Regions from separate parts of the Mus musculus genome. Here regions 2 and 3 are each linked to region 1. The links are chromatin contacts, found by Hi-C or POLR2A ChIA-PET in ENCODE. All regions are on one chromosome and are shown on one strand. Each heading gives the region's core, a stretch centred on a gene start or an enhancer-like site at or near the end of the contact. The rest is flanking DNA. Distances are from core to core; before and after follow the strand shown. Region 1 holds the start of Ccdc163 (coiled-coil domain containing 163). Region 2 holds the start of C530005A16Rik (RIKEN cDNA C530005A16 gene). Region 3 holds the start of Nasp (nuclear autoantigenic sperm protein (histone-binding)).

Region 1 (2,831 bases), core at 155-2,654:
TTCACTAAAAGGCTAAGCCCCACAACCGAAAGCTGTATGTACATCAGCGGTAGAGCACAGATCATTAGCATGTGCAAAACTCGAAAGCTGTATGTACATCAGTGGTAGAGCACAGATCATTAGCATGTGCAAAACTCTTGGTTTCCATTTTAAAACTCTGTGTGCCATACATAGAAAAGAATTGGCCCAATACCTTCTAGAGCACTGATCTTGAACATATGTTGCTCCCGATCCTTCAACAGGCTCTGTACAGAATGCTTCAGCGCCTCAGTCACCTACCCAAGCAGAGAAAACCCAGACATTCCTTTCTAAGTCATTGTCCCAACTCCTAATATTCTCGTCTCACATTATCACCACGTACATACCCCTAATACCTCACCTGAGCCTGAGCCTGAAGCTGGGATCGGAGTTTAGTAACTTCATCCCAGAGAGAGGAGCTGTGGGCTTCAGTACAGCTCAGTCTCTCTCCAAGAGTGGGAGTCTTTAGAGCCCAAGGCTGTTGAGCTTGGGCCTCTGGCTGAGGAGGTAAGCGATGAGAAGTCCAGGTGTCAGCCAGGTCCCCTATTGTGGGAATAGGGAAGGGACAAGAGCAGGGTCTGTCTGTGTAGGAAATCAGAGGACAGGAAGTAGCTGGGATTTGTACAGAACTGTGAGCTGTACAGGCAGGCACTGAAAGAAAGGAGGCTCTGAGAAGACAAAGGGCTGGGAGAAAAGACAATACTTACCTGTAGAGGAAACTCGAAAGGGATACAAACTCTGCTACAAAAAAAAAAAAAAAAAAAAAAAAAAAAAAAACCAGCAAACAGTTCAACAAGCCAGTGAGCTCTCAGTGCCCTTTACTAAGCCCTAGCCTAGCCTCCCAATGGGAGGGGTTAGATGGGGATCCCAGAGGTCCCCCTCTTACCTTAATCCGGGCCATATTTTCATCAGTTGAACTGAGAACCGCATGAAGCTGATCAGACCAGCTAGGGCTCCTGTTCATCCTGGAGCACTTGAAATTGCGTCTCTAACTTTCCCTGTTCTTGCTCTTCCACACTCAGATACCCGCGGGCCAGCCCAGGACAAGCCACAGAGTTAGATGGAAATAAGGAAAGTGGGAATATATTAGGGCTACAGAAACAGTGCGATAGCAATACTGTGAATCTAGAACTACGGAACAGAGTACTTTGAAAAGTGGGGGGTCGGGGAGGGGGGAAGAAAACAGAATAATATCGAGAGGGTAGAATGAACCGAATTTTGGTTGAGACCTCCACAAATCAAGGACGCTATCACCACTGAGACAAGTGACAAGTGCCGCTCAAGAGTTCAAACTCTGGTAGGCGGAGAATGAGATTTTAAGTACCGGTGCCGCAGCGCCACCCGGGAAACTGAGTCCGCTTCTTGCGGAGACCACAGGCAATAGAGGGCGGAAATACGTTTCCCTGGAAATACGTGCCCTGTGCGTTCACACTCACACCTCCCGTGAAGCTCGTCGGGACACGGAGTCTTCCAGACTCGGTTATGTTTGGGCTACAAGGACAAAAGTAACTACGTGTACCAAGATGCACCGTGCAGAGTCAGTTGAGTCCGTTACTATTCCTTTACTTCTTGGGAAATGTAGTCCAGCCCTGATGGACGCATACAAGCCTAAGTTAGCTATGAGACTCCATTTCCCAGCAAGCTCAGCGTTCAGCGTGCGTTATGGAGCCGCGAGTCGCAGAGCTGAAGCAGAAGATTGAGGACACCTTGTGTCCTTTTGGCTTCGAAGTTTATCCCTTCCAGGTTGGTTTGTCTTCCCTGTGGTCCTAGGGTGAGCTCTAGGATTGGCCTTGGTGCCAAAAGTGTGAAGGCCGGTGAGCCCTTCTGATCCTCTCAACCTACTGCAGCCATCTGATGACCAGGTCGTGTTGTAAAATGGGGCTTGATTAAAAAACGTAGAGAAACACATGTTTGCCCTTTTATGTCTTTATGATGTCAAACAAATGAATGGGATACAGCCCAAGATCCCCTAACCTGTCATCATTATAATTTACCAGAAAACGGTCTCCCGGTGTGGGCGGGATCATCAGATTCTTCCAAAGGAATTAGAAGAGGTCAAAACTTGGAAGGTTGGTGTGACAGTGTACTCGATCAGATGAAGAGAGAAGAGTATTCCTAATGTTGAACAAGAGACAATTGGCTAGTTTGTTCGGCCAGCCAACAGAAGGCTAATTCATGGTGTTGCTTGCCATCAATACGGGACTGAGCATAGAAATTCCTCACGCTCGCCTGGTACAGAAGTCTCTGTAACCACAGTCCCTCTCCACCCCACCCAGCCCCGCCCTATTCCACACTTTCCTCCCACAGTGCTGAGTGAACAAAATTATGTTTAAGACACAAACTAAAATCCGCCTGTGTCCTTTGGCCTATCTTAAGATTCCTAGGCCATTGAGCTTTCCAGGGGAAGACTTGTAAGAAGATACTATTGAGAAGTTAAGTCTAGTTTGAAAGCCATGCTTGAGGTCTTGGGTTCAATTCCTAGTAATGAGGCAAAAACAAAATTGAAAGCTGAGGCTATAAAACTAAGTGAGATGTATATCTATCTATCCATCTATCAGAAATTTATCTGATAGGTGGATGGCTAGCTAGCTAGAGTGCTGGCTTAGCATTTGCAAATCTCAGTCACCAGCACAAAAACAGAGAAATGTATATGAAAAGATGGATTGAAAGGAGAGGAGAATTATGTACATTCTAGAGTCAGATTGGGACTGGAAAGAGAGCTCAGCAGTTAAGAGCACTGACTGCTCTTCCAGAGATTCTGAGTTCAAATCCCAGCATCCACATGGTGGCTCACAACCATCTGTAATGGGATC
Region 2 (2,831 bases), core at 232-2,731, 110 kb after region 1:
GCTGAAGGTTGTGGCAAGCAAAGGGCTGGAGGTAATGCTGTGGTCCCTCCTGTATCTTGTCCATTCCGGGCCAAGCTGGTCATTAGCTGTACCCATATCCAAGAAGTGTCAAGGCCCCGCAGGAAGTCATAGAAAATGACAAGGCCAGCCCTGAAGAATACAAATCTATGTACACAGAGCCCCTAATTCCTCCACCCGGCCAGTACTTTAAGCCTGGATGGCGGTTGGTGGGTCTCCATAAATGTCAGCATTCAAAAATGCTGTGAAGGAGGGAGCAGGCCTCACCCAGGATCATAGGGTGCTGGACCTAGAACATCTGATGCAGGTAGGAGGAAGTGGAGATCCAGACCCATTTTTCTTGTCATGGTTCCATTAAGTATCTATTGTGGACAAAAGAGTTCAGTCCTACAGAACTGCAATCTGCCCATGATCCCCAAACTGCATGTCAAGCCAGCCATCAACCCCGAATGCTGTCTTTCTCACAGTCTTTGAAGTGCCATGGAAGTTCTGGGCTTTTGTGGAACTTGTAAGTTGTGGTATTGGGGGTGCAACCAGTGGAGGGAGGAGGGAGTTATCACACCTACTCAGGTGTCCGGGGAGATCCCTGGATCCTAGAAACAACAACAAAGTGGCTTGAGCTGGAGGAAGCAGCAAACTGAGTAAGTCAGAGGGAGTACAGGCTCATAAACCAAAGATACAAAGATAGCTGTATTGACAGAAACACGTTACAGACATGGACTTCATCCTCCCGACTTGGTCCCTTCACCCCTTCAGAGTTGGGTTCCCTGGGATTGTCTAGGGAGAGGCTGTATTTTTCACTGACCCCAGGGCGACAGACTCAGGACTTTCTGCTTCTGCAATGCCAGGATTTCTGCCTCCAGGAGCCTGTTTTCGGCTTCCACCGTTAGAACCTCCTCAGAGGCGGCACTTAGTTTTTCTGAGATGAATTAAAGTGATCTGTCAAGCATTATGTAGTAATCCAACTTTAAGGGTTTCTGCACAAGCCTGGATTTGTCATCTGGCAATGGGTTTTCCTTCCTTGGGCTTACGTGCCTCCCATTCTAGTGGTGCTCTCCCTCAAGCCCTTTTCTCCTTCCAACTCTAGGACCATCAGTGTAGAAACCCTCTATGATAGACCCTTTCGTTCACCCTTGCGGTTTTGCGACCGCTGCAATTCCAGGGCTGACGCTTCCACTTGCAGCTGCAATATTTTGTCCAGAACTTCTGGGTCCCGGCCTCCACCGTGCACGTAGGCTTCACGTAGGATCCTAGCAAGAAGGCAGCAGAAAGCGATCTCCCAGACTGAACAGACTCCCGATCCTGTCCACCCAGGGCCGGGGTCCTCACCGGATCTCTGCAGCCAGCGTTTCCGGGTTGAACCGCAGGGGCAGGTAACAGAATTCCACTGCCCTATGGGTGTCCTGCAGTTTTCTGGCGCAAGCAGATGATGTCACTGACCCGAGCCCAAGGCCCCGCCCGCACTCCTACCAAAGCTGGGCCGGCAACTCACCGAGGCTGAAGCTGGAGCGCCTGGAAATGCGCACCTAGCGTTTGCAGTGCTCCCCGGGTCCGGTTGGCCTCTTCCTTGAGTTCTCTGAGCTCGCGCTCCAAGTCGAATGGGCGGGGTAATCCTCCCTTGGGTCCCGCCACGCTGTGGAGGCGCCGTTTTAATTCTGAGGGACAAATGGGCAGAGTCAGGGTGAGTCCGAGCACAGCGACAGGGCCGAGTCCTTACCTCTCACCTTCGCCGCGACGCTCCAGCGCCCGGCTCTGTGCTTCTGTTTCTGCCATGCGTCTGGCGCGGGTTCCCTGCAAGACTCGCAGCCTCTCCCCAGGGCTCCCTGCAGTCTGGGAAGTGAGACCCTCAGTCGCTCGGGGACCTATTTTCTGTAGGGACAGCAACTGCACCTGCAAATAACTCGGACCCGCTATTTCTGTACTGGGTGATTTCCAGCATGTAAATCTCTACACATGTAAAGTTGAAGTTTGTAGTCATGATTGGTGTGTACCTCCTCTGTCAGCCTCTTTAGAGCAGATGTGCTGGCTTCCTGATCACGGCTCTTTTCTTGTGCCATGATCTGGTGGCGGGGAGGCAAAAAACGTAAGAATAATGATTGATGGAAAACCTACCCCTGGCCACTGGCGGCCCTTACCTTGGTGCCTCGTTTGATCGCGACTGAAGGCTGTGATTTAAGTGTTACCTCCGGAGTCAGCCGGCCAATGCAGAATCGTTTGGTGTGTGTGGCCAACAGAGCCCAGGAGCGGAAAACCATATCACAGGATTCACAGGATAAAAGTCCTGATTCCCCTGAGTAATCGGCCATGGAATGGAATCTCTTATAGACACCAGCGTCCTACAGAGGATGTGACAAAAGAGAAAAGGCGGACTGGACAGAAAAGAGAGAAAAGGGACAAAGAATAGACCAAGTCTGCTAAATCGCCAGGTCCTTCAAATGTATGTTTATGTTTGGGGAGGTGCCCTAGCTCCCTGGGCAGCGAGTACAGGCTTAGGCAGGCCTGGGCAATGTGCCTGGCCACCTTTGGGTGGGGCCCAGGTGTGAAAATGTCAGTTTGTTCCACCAATTACAGTGAGTTTGGCCAAGTATTTAATTAACTGCGGCTTTGACTTCATTGCCTATTTAGCCTCTGATAGGCAACTGTCATCTGTACCACAGCTGTTCTCTAAAATGGACAGATTTCAAGCTAGAATTCTCCACTGTAGGGAACATTTCCGCACAAGGTAAACCTCATATTAGCAGTATGTCTTTGCATAAACCCATCTTTTACAGAATTAACACACCACACAATGGAATAGTCTTTCTAATTCCCAT
Region 3 (2,831 bases), core at 163-2,662, 81 kb after region 1:
AGGCATGTGCCACCACTGCCGGACAAAATTTTTTTTTTTTTTTGGAAACAAGATCTCACTATGAAGCCTTGGCTGTGTTGGAATTCCTTACATAGATTAGGTTGCCTCAACAGCTTCTGCCTTTGGAGTGCTGAAACAGGTGTGCTGTCTTAGAACTAGCTCTGTAAAACATTCTGGGTTCAAATCCAGGGAGACCAGTCTGCCTCCTGAGTGCTGAGATTAAAGGTGTGTGCTAGGACTGGAGAGATGGCTCACCGGTTAAAGAGCACTGGCTATTCTTGGAGAGGAACAAACTATCTGTAGTTCTTGTTCCAAGGGTTCAGACACCCTTACACAGACATACATGCAGACAAGATACCAATGTACATGAAATACAACTAAATAAATTATAAAGGTGTGTGCCATCATACCCAAGTTATTTTTTTTTTAAGATTTATTTATTTATTATATGTAAGTACACTGTAGCTGTCTTCAGACACTCCAGAAGAGGGCGTCAGATCTTGTTACAGATGGTTGTGAGCCACCATGTGGTTGCTGGGATTTGAACTTCAGACCTTTGGAAGAGCAGTCGGGTGCTCTTACCCACTGAGCCATCTCACCAGCCCCCCCCAAGTTATTTTTTAAAGGAACCCACTTATTTCTATTTATCCATTTTTAGTTCTTTTTTTTTTTTTTCATTTTGTGTGAATAAATGCTTTACCTACATCCATGTCTGTGCACCATATGCATGCCTGGAGCTTAACGAAGTGGTGAGGCGCCTTGTGGGTGCTGGGAATTGAAACAGGATCCTTTGCAAGAATAACAAGTGCTCCTAACCTCCTAGCGAATTTTCCAGCCACATTTACTTTTATTTAATGTGTATGAGTGTATCTGCATACATAAATGTGTACCATGTGTGTGCCTAGTGGCTCTGGTGGTCACAGGAAGGCATTGATTGAATGCCCTTGAACTGGAGTTACAAAAGGTTGTAAAAGAAGGCGTGTGTGGTGCTGCTCACCTGTAATCCCAGCCCTCGCAATCACAGGCAGGCAGATGTCTGTGGGTTAGAGATCAGTGGGTCTAAATAGCAAGTTTCAGGCTAGCCAGGGATAGACTGTAAGTCCCTACCTAATATATATGAAAGAAAAAAAAAGAGAGACAGCTAAAATATTTAAAGTGTTTTAAGTACAGGATTTAACTTAACAACTTGGACGTGGGTAAAGTAAGATGATGGCAGCAACGGATTGGATCAGTCAAAGGCGGTGGATCTAAACACCCGCATCCCTTTGCCCCTCTAAGAGTTTTGAATCAAGCGCGATAGTTTTATCTGTAGCCAATCCTAGAGCAGCATCTTGTTTCGTCAGTAGTTGCTGAGGCCCAGAGCCACGCGTCTGTCTGGTCAGTTCTAGCCGTTGCTGCTGTACTCGTGCTCAGCTCTTGCGTTTCCATCCGTTAAGACTGAGAGGACATAGGGAATACCTGTCACCTTCTCGGGTATCCCCGTCAGAAAGACACCTTCGGGACTACTTTTTCCACAGTCGCAGAGACTCACTGGCTCCACTTAATTGTGGAATCTCTAGGCTGGCTCCCATTCAGAAGTTGTAGTACTGAGATTTTGCTTCTATCACGACTAGCCACAGAAGCAGGAAATTGTTTGATTTTTGTTTTCTTTTTCCTTTCTATCTTACTTTCTTTTTCTTTTTTTCTTTTTTTAAGGAAAAACGGGCTAGGGCGGGAAGATACCCAAACGGGAAGGGATACAGGGCTGTGTCCTTGTGACAGAAAGGTGTTGAGTCCTAGTCCTTTAAATCCGAGGGGGGAGGATCCGGAAGTGGATGGGCGGGACAAGGGACCTGGTATATAAGAGGGCCTCAACCGCGCGGGGTCTCCAATCTGCCATTTTCTCTACCTGAGTGAGTCTCTGCTGTCCGGAATTCTCTGGTTTTCTTCGCAGGCAGTGTTCTGCCCACTGGCCCACCACCTCAGGGGAACGATGGCCACAGAGTCTACAGCCGCTGCTGCCATCGCCGCGGAGCTGGTTTCCGCTGACAAGTAAGCGGGACTGTGGCGAGCTTGAGGCCAGTCCTCAGGGAGAGTCCGGGGACTTGGCTTCCCGGGCGGGACGGGCTGGTGGGTGGGACAGCTGCCTTCCCCGGAACAACGGCGGCCGTGCGGAGAGGGTTGCTCTGTGGAGAAGCCCTACTTGCGAAGAGCTGGCGCGCCAGCGGTAACGGCGGGTGGCTGGCGCCCCCTGCCCGGCTTTTCACGGCCGCCATCTTGCCGGGGGCAGCGGTGGCTGGCTCCATCGCCGGCCCCTTTTTTCCACCCCTTGCCCGAGGTTGCCGGTAGGTAGGCGGGGCCCGGCTCCAGTCGGTCCTTGAGCCCCTCCTGATCGCGCACTCCTAGGGTGCGTCTCTGTAGAGAGTCTGTAGACGTACCGAGAAATTGGCCAACAGATTTGGCGCCAAAAAAAAAAAAAAAAAAAAAAAACCCACACGAGGATGGAGGCTTGGAACAGGGGACGCGGGTGGGTGGGGCCTCTCAGAGGGCGGGGCTTTGCACGCTGATCGTCGTAGTTTTGGCTCTTAGGAGTGGGCGGGGCCTGTAGGAGGCGGGAAAACTCCATTGTTTGGAGTGGATGCTGCTTTTGCCGGGTCGGTGGGGCGCAATGAATTTTATTATATACTCACTACCAGGTTTACAGTAATCTTGAGGGTGGCTACGGGACTGAAGCTTTGTAACTCTTAACCTTTGCGGAGAAGTGTCTTGATTCGTTAGGTTTTCGGTATGTGGGACGGGGATTTTGTTGCTTCAAGGGACACTTTACTTGCGTAGTGTCTTCGGTAAAGGCT

Evidence for each region. A loop is a pair of places that touch in the nucleus more often than their neighbours do. ChIA-PET counts read pairs that join two places held with the same protein, here RNA polymerase II (POLR2A).
Region 2: POLR2A ChIA-PET joins it to region 1 with 11 read pairs in embryonic stem cell. The contact joins the promoter of C530005A16Rik here to the promoter of Ccdc163 in region 1. A Hi-C loop is called at or near these places in 1 of 37 maps with a recorded cell type or tissue (T-helper 1 cell). POLR2A ChIA-PET finds 5 or more read pairs at or near these places in 3 of 5 experiments (Patski and embryonic stem cell).
Region 3: POLR2A ChIA-PET joins it to region 1 with 12 read pairs in embryonic stem cell. The contact joins the promoter of Nasp here to the promoter of Ccdc163 in region 1. POLR2A ChIA-PET finds 5 or more read pairs at or near these places in 4 of 5 experiments (Patski and embryonic stem cell).

Annotation. Positions count from the first base shown.
Region 1 is chr4:116,707,168-116,709,998 of GRCm38, reverse strand. Ccdc163 (coiled-coil domain containing 163) reads right to left here and starts at 1,404. Exons shown (of 10, transcript NM_026714.3): 1 at 905-1,404; 2 at 726-759; 3 at 380-561; 4 at 194-275. The coding sequence starts at 982. It overlaps Mmachc (methylmalonic aciduria cblC type, with homocystinuria), which reads left to right and starts at 1,614. Exons shown (of 4, transcript NM_025962.3): 1 at 1,614-1,761. The coding sequence starts at 1,681.
Region 2 is chr4:116,596,280-116,599,110 of GRCm38, reverse strand. C530005A16Rik (RIKEN cDNA C530005A16 gene) reads left to right here and starts at 1,481. Exons shown (of 3, transcript NR_029450.1): 1 at 1,481-2,831. It overlaps Ccdc17 (coiled-coil domain containing 17), which reads right to left and starts at 2,381. Exons shown (of 13, transcript NM_001037916.3): 1 at 2,154-2,381; 2 at 2,010-2,078; 3 at 1,743-1,848; 4 at 1,511-1,673; 5 at 1,348-1,431; 6 at 1,150-1,268; 7 at 824-937; 8 at 484-611; 9 at 286-380; 10 at 1-150. The coding sequence starts at 2,324.
Region 3 is chr4:116,626,532-116,629,362 of GRCm38, reverse strand. It overlaps Nasp (nuclear autoantigenic sperm protein (histone-binding)), which reads left to right and starts at 1,412. Exons shown (of 16, transcript NM_016777.3): 1 at 1,412-1,473; 2 at 1,934-2,031. The coding sequence starts at 1,973.